Linked DNA regions of Homo sapiens: region 2 is linked to region 1. Evidence: chromatin loops called from intact Hi-C (ENCODE). Cell type or tissue: PC-3. All regions are shown on one strand. Links, peaks and the distances in the headings refer to the core of each region. The heading gives the core; the rest is flanking DNA.

Region 1 (2,916 bases), core at 258-2,757:
AAAGGAGCTTACATGATAGCCCTTATAGTTTGGTCTTAGGTACATTTCAGGTAAAAATCAAAGTACTCTATCTCTCAAGGTCACAAGTCAATGGTGACAAGCAAAAAAAAAAAAAAACAGCTAGACTGGAATTCCAGCGGATAGTAGGCCTTTTAAGGTTTTAAAGTTATTGTAATGATTAATGTTCCAGATCGTTTTGTCCCTTCTGGGCCCATTTTTTTTCCCTATAATAAAATTCCATCAAAGAGTAGTAATATATCTTTATTATCAAACAATAGTAGTAGATGTTTATTACCAAAAATAATATATCTTTGTGGCCTACCAAAAGATGTAGTACCTTGCATCTAAAGAGAAATCCTTGGCAATTGTTCTGTTTGTTCTTTGCACCTCTAAATCCTTATTTTCTTGCTTTCTCCGATTCATATGAACTGCATAGTACTAAATTAGTTGAGCACTGGTGATTAACTAGTACTAAAAGTGAAATGCTTACTGTTTTTCATGGCTCTCTCTCTCTGGTTTTCGGGGTAAATGTAGGTAGGTCACTCCAGTAGTACCTTGGTTTTGATATTAGTAAAATATTAGTAATCTTGTCTTCCTCTATGAATTATTTGATGATGAATACACTGATTTGGTATACTCTAAAATTGTTTAAATTACAAAGATTAAGTGACCTTATTTTCCTTTAATACTTTCCTCCTTTGTGCACCATAATTTGAAAATTATTTGAATATTTTGTGAGAGTATTGTGCCTAATAGTATTATGCCTACAGAAATATGCAACAGGATAAGTTATGAATAGCAACGAGCTTGGGTTTCCTAACTTTCAATTGTGGATCTTATGTTTTATCTTCTAGGACTGCACAAATCCACGGTACTTAGCTGCAGGTTCTTCCAATGCTGTCAAGCTCAGTAGGTTTTTTGATAAGGTAATGGTTTCAATTAAGTTATTTTTAAACTTAATTTATATATTATGAGAGTTTAAAATTTTTTTGTAGAATCCTATGACCTTTATTTTTTTGTCCAAAACTTCACAGCCTGGAATAATCCTTGTTTTGATCTCTCTTATCTGTTGGTATAATTGCCCAAGGCCTGCTGACGTATTTATTCCATCACCAGTGTTCTCTAAGTAAAGGGCAAAAGCTACTGGATTTAAATGGGGGTTTTAAAAAGATATCTAATTCCTCTCTTTAAAAGAATTTCTACTTACCCATTTTCTAGCTCTTTTTTTCACTTATTCACCCTCCCACCCCCATAAAGGCACTGAACTGAGGAGATTCTGCTTAAAGCCCTGAGTTCTTTTTGCTCTCCTAGCTGTTAATATTCTCTACATAAATGTTACTGTTACCTTTTAAGGTAATGTCTTCTTGATTTCCTAGTGTTTCCCTCTCAGAAATATTTGCATTCCAATTATTGACTCTCTGCTAACATTGTTTTATTGTCCTCAGCTGGAAGGAAAATGTAGAATGACTCAGCATACTGGTAAATTAGAGCACTCTTTGTCTTTCCTTCACAAAGCCATACAACTTTATTGCACATAGTATTGACCAAGTTTAAGTTGTTTGTCCAATGCTCACATTGCATAGTAAGGTAAAACAGGATGTCTTTCTGCATGTATTATTGAAAAAGGTTAATTCCTGTGTTATATTTCTTTTTAAGTGACATCTCCTAAGAAAATCATCTTCCCCATAGCTCTTCTTTATCAATCATTTTTTTCTTTTAACTATTTAGGGATTTAATAATTGGCCCTTTTGTTCAGCATTGGATAAGCCCCACCTTTAGATAATTTGGGATTTAATATTTGGCCTTTTTATCAGCACTAGATAAGCTCCAGCACCCTCCTCGATTAATATTAGGCCACTAGGAAAATTTTGCTTCACTGCAAAACTTCTTAACTGATATGTGGGAAATAGGGTACAGATGTGCCTAGATGCTGATTTCCCTCAGTTCTCAGAGCAGCCAGGGTCCTCAGGGTGGGGGGGTTGGGTGATTGGCAACCGCTTCCATTTTCTCCAGTGTGCTATACAAATATTAGCATTTTCTACGTGTGCCATGACATGAAAAATGTTGTGCAGCACTGCAAGGAGCCAGATTTTTTGCCCACATTGTTTTCAAACTTAAAATATAAGAATTTCCATTTGGTTTAGATCTATGGCCCCATCAATACAAAATTCTGTCCCTTATGAGCAACATCTTATAGATCTGCCCTGACCTGGAAAGATCCCACAGTATGTTGTTTAAATTTAAAATTTTATTAGTTCTAAAATTAAAAAATAAGATATACTAAATTACATCCTAGAGAAACTGGGTTATTGATTGGTATAATCCGAGTTGTCAGGCAAGGCTTTATTTTTTAAAAAATCAGGAGTACACATTGCAAGTCAGGGGTAAAGAATTATGACCAAAACCAAAAAGGTAACTTCTCTTTTATTGCCTGAATCACAACAAAATGTATGTGGGTTAGGAGGTTGGCCAGACCTCCAGACTGAGGTGGTTGCCTGAAACCAAAGGAGCTGACAACCAGATTTCACCCAGTTTTCTATACATCAGTTCTTCCAGAATTTAGCATAAAGATTTATTCTCCAGCCGGGCACGGTGCCTCACGCCTGTAATCCCAATACTTTGGGAGGCCGAGGCGGGCAGATGACGAGGTCAGGAGATCAAGACCATCATGGCTAGCATGGTGAAACCCCATCTCTAGTAAAAATACAAAAAATTAGCTGAGTGTGGTGGCGGGCGCCTGTAGTCCCAGCTACTCAGGAGGCTGAGGCAGGAGAATGGCGTGAACCCAGGAGGTGGAGCTTGCAGTGAGCCGAGATCGCACCACTGCACTCCAGCCTGGGTGACAGAGCAGGACTCCATCTGAAACAAACAAAAAAAAAAGATTTCTTCTCCAAAAGGAAGTCTAACTCCTTCTCC
Region 2 (2,916 bases), core at 318-2,817, 70 kb after region 1:
AAAGTTTCCTGTATCATTTTCTTAATTCCGTTTTCTAAGATGCCTTCCTCTACCATGCTCCCCAAGAAATATGCCATCTCTTTGCTTAGAAATAGAAAACCTTAAAGAACAGAAAGCACCCTGATTAAGTTTCTTCCAATGACAGGAGAATTTTCTGCCAGATCCCCTTGGCATCTCTCTCTCTCTCTCTCTCCATATATATATATACACATATATATACACATATATATATATACACATATATATACATATATACATATATATATACATATATATACATATATATACACATGTATATATATATATATATTTTGTTAGAGAGGGTGCAATAACAGCCACCTTCTTTCTTTCTTTCTCAGAGATGTCTTTCACAGCCCAGACTACTAGCAATGGCTCAGGACTAATGGTGCTCAACAGAAGCAATTTTGTCCTTCCCACCCCAAGACATCTGGCAAAGTCTAGAGACATTTTTTGTTGTCACAACTGGGGAGGGTGCTCCTGGCATCTAGTCAGTAAAGTCTAGACGTTCTGATAAACTTTCCACAATGCCCAAGACAATCTCCCACAACAAAGAACTACGTAGTGCTGAATGCCCATAGCACTGAGGTTCAGAAACCCTCCTCTAGAAACAGTGGTTCTCAAGTTCATCTGTGCATTGGATCTTTTGACAACTCCATAACTCACAGTGCCCAGAGCATGCCTCAGATCAACCAAATAGAAACACTAGGGATGAGACCCAAATATGATAATTTTTTTGAAACTCCTCAGGTGATTCCAGTGCACAGGCAAGGATGAGGACCATTGTTTTAGGAATTTCAAATCAGTATCCAAAACACCCTCTATTTCCAACCTCAGATCCTGGTCCAACTCAGGGACTGGTTTTGTTTTATTTATTTTTCAGGGACAGGGGTCTCACTATGTTGTCCAGGCTAGCCTCAAATTTCTGGGCTCAAACAATCCTCCTGCCTCAGCCTCCCAAGCAGCTGGGACTACAGGCATGTGCCACCAGGCCCAGCCATATCAGGGTTTCTTAAGGTGTACAGAAAGGAGGTGAAAAATCCCTGAGGCTCCCAACATTTGAGTAACATAATGGGATGAGCTGAGGTATAGAGTGAGGGATTGCCCTTCAGGGCAGTGTTAGATATGAGTTCTAAATTTCTTTTCAAAGAATCAATATGTCAGTATGTTCAATTCTTTGCCTTCTACTTTTAAACTTAACTTTCTTGTAAAGCAACTTTTTTAATTACCTGCTCCACCCTGACTCATGCCGATTATCTACTCTGCCCTGACTCATTCCAATTACATGCTCTGTCATAACCATTTTTCCCGACGAACCACTCACCCCTTCAGTCTGTTTAGATTAGCCAGTCGTAATTAGTTTAGCCTGTGTGATCTAACCCTAGCCAATAGGGGAATGACACAGCAGCAGGGGCCACATGCGTCAGGGATAAGAACCCCTTCCCCTCCCTTGTCCAAGTGTGTGCTCACCATTGCTCCATCTGTAAGGGCGCACCCTTCTATATAAGTAACTTGCCTTGCTGAGAATTAAAAAGAAAATGTTATATCTGAGTGCTATTTCTTTTGCAGCACCAAAACTTTATTTATAACAATTTGGGGGCTCATCCGGGATTACATTCCACTCTGGGGGCAGTCTCTGGTTCTCTCTCATGAGGAGGCATGCCCCGCCCCCTTGTGGTGGCCTCAGGGGTGAGAAATCAAGACTCACCCAGTGCAAGGAATAACCTGAGCTCTCAGCAACATGGGAAAAAAAAAAAAACTGGCCCACAACCTAGCTTAAAGGATCCTCACATACTGCGACAATGACTCTGTGCACAGACCAAGGAAGGAGAAGCCACAGGAGCTGGTAAAGTATTTCCTTGGTGGTCGAGACTAAGGAAAAAGCTGCGAGGCGGTAAATCATTCCTTGGTTAGGACATACCAAGTAGAGAGAAACTGCAGGGGCAGTAAAGCATTCCTTAGTTAGGACTAGGGAAAGAAAGCCACAGGGGGCAGTGAAGTATTCCTTAGTTGGGAAGCCTTGGAGGTTAAAAAGACGTGAGAAATCCCCATGATGGGGAGGTTGAACCTCAAAAAGAGGTAAGAAATCCCCATGAGGGAGGGTTAAACCTCAAAAAGAGGTGAGAAATACCCATGGGGGGATTGAACCTCAAAAAGAGGTGAGAAATACCCATGGGGGGGGTTGAACCTCAAAAAGAGGTAAGAAATCCCCATGGGGGGGCTGAACCTCTAAAAGAGGTGAGAAATCCCCATAAGTGGGGGGTTGAACCTCAAAAAGAGGTGAGAAATCCCCCATGGTGGGGGTTGAACCTCAAAAAGAGATGAGAAATCCCCATGGGGGACGTTGAACCTCAAAAAGAGGTGAGAAATCCTGATGGGGGGAATTGAACCTCACACAAACCTCCGGTAGTAAGAAAAATATTCAGAACTCCCCTTTCCTTTCTTCTTGGGGGAAGAAAGAGTAGCTCCACTCCTGCCAGTCCCTCCTCCAGGGGAAGGGGAAGGAGACTGGAGAACAGCAGCCTAAGCAGCTGGCAGAGGCAGGGAAAGAACAGCAGAGAGGAAAGAGGGAGAGAGAGAAAGTGGGGGGGAGAGAGAGAGAGAAAAGAGAGAGAGAGAAAAAAAGAGAGGGGAAAGAGAGACAGAGAAAGGGGAAAGGGGGGAAGAGAGAGGGGAAAGGGGGGAAGAGAGAGAGGGGAGAGAGAGAGAGAAAAGAGAGAGAGAAAAAAGAGGGGAAAGAGCGACAGAGAAAGGGGAAAGGGGGGAAGAGAGAGAGGGGAAGGGGGGAAGAGAGAGAGGGGAAAGAGAGAGAAAGGCAGAGAGAGAGGAAGAGACAGAGACAAAGAGGGAGTCAAAGAGAGAGAGAGAAAGAGAGAGGGAGAGAAAGAGAGGAAGAGA

The links. Hi-C counts contacts between places; a loop is a spot of excess contacts. Peaks named below come from ENCODE experiments on the same cell type or tissue, not always from the same donor. Only the 100,000 strongest peaks of a DNase experiment are listed, where the experiment ranks them.
Region 2: it touches region 1 in a loop (6-fold over the local background); 1 of 110 quality-filtered maps calls a loop at or near these places.

What each region holds. Positions count from the first base shown.
Region 1 is chr3:120,692,163-120,695,078 of GRCh38, reverse strand. It overlaps RABL3 (RAB, member of RAS oncogene family like 3), which reads left to right. Exons shown (of 8, transcript NM_173825.5): 6 at 855-926. Among named protein-coding and RNA genes, the nearest start is that of HGD, 11 kb to the right of the region's middle. In PC-3, for the core only: no CTCF peak of the experiment used is centred there; a DNase peak (open chromatin) is centred at 1,478; H3K27ac peaks cover 936 bases.
Region 2 is chr3:120,621,990-120,624,905 of GRCh38, reverse strand. No RefSeq gene overlaps it. Among named protein-coding and RNA genes, the nearest start is that of NDUFB4, 27 kb to the right of the region's middle. In PC-3, for the core only: a CTCF peak has its summit at 1,711 (motif pointing left); DNase peaks (open chromatin) are centred at 1,325 and 1,715; H3K4me3 peaks cover 892 bases; H3K27ac peaks cover 2,189 bases.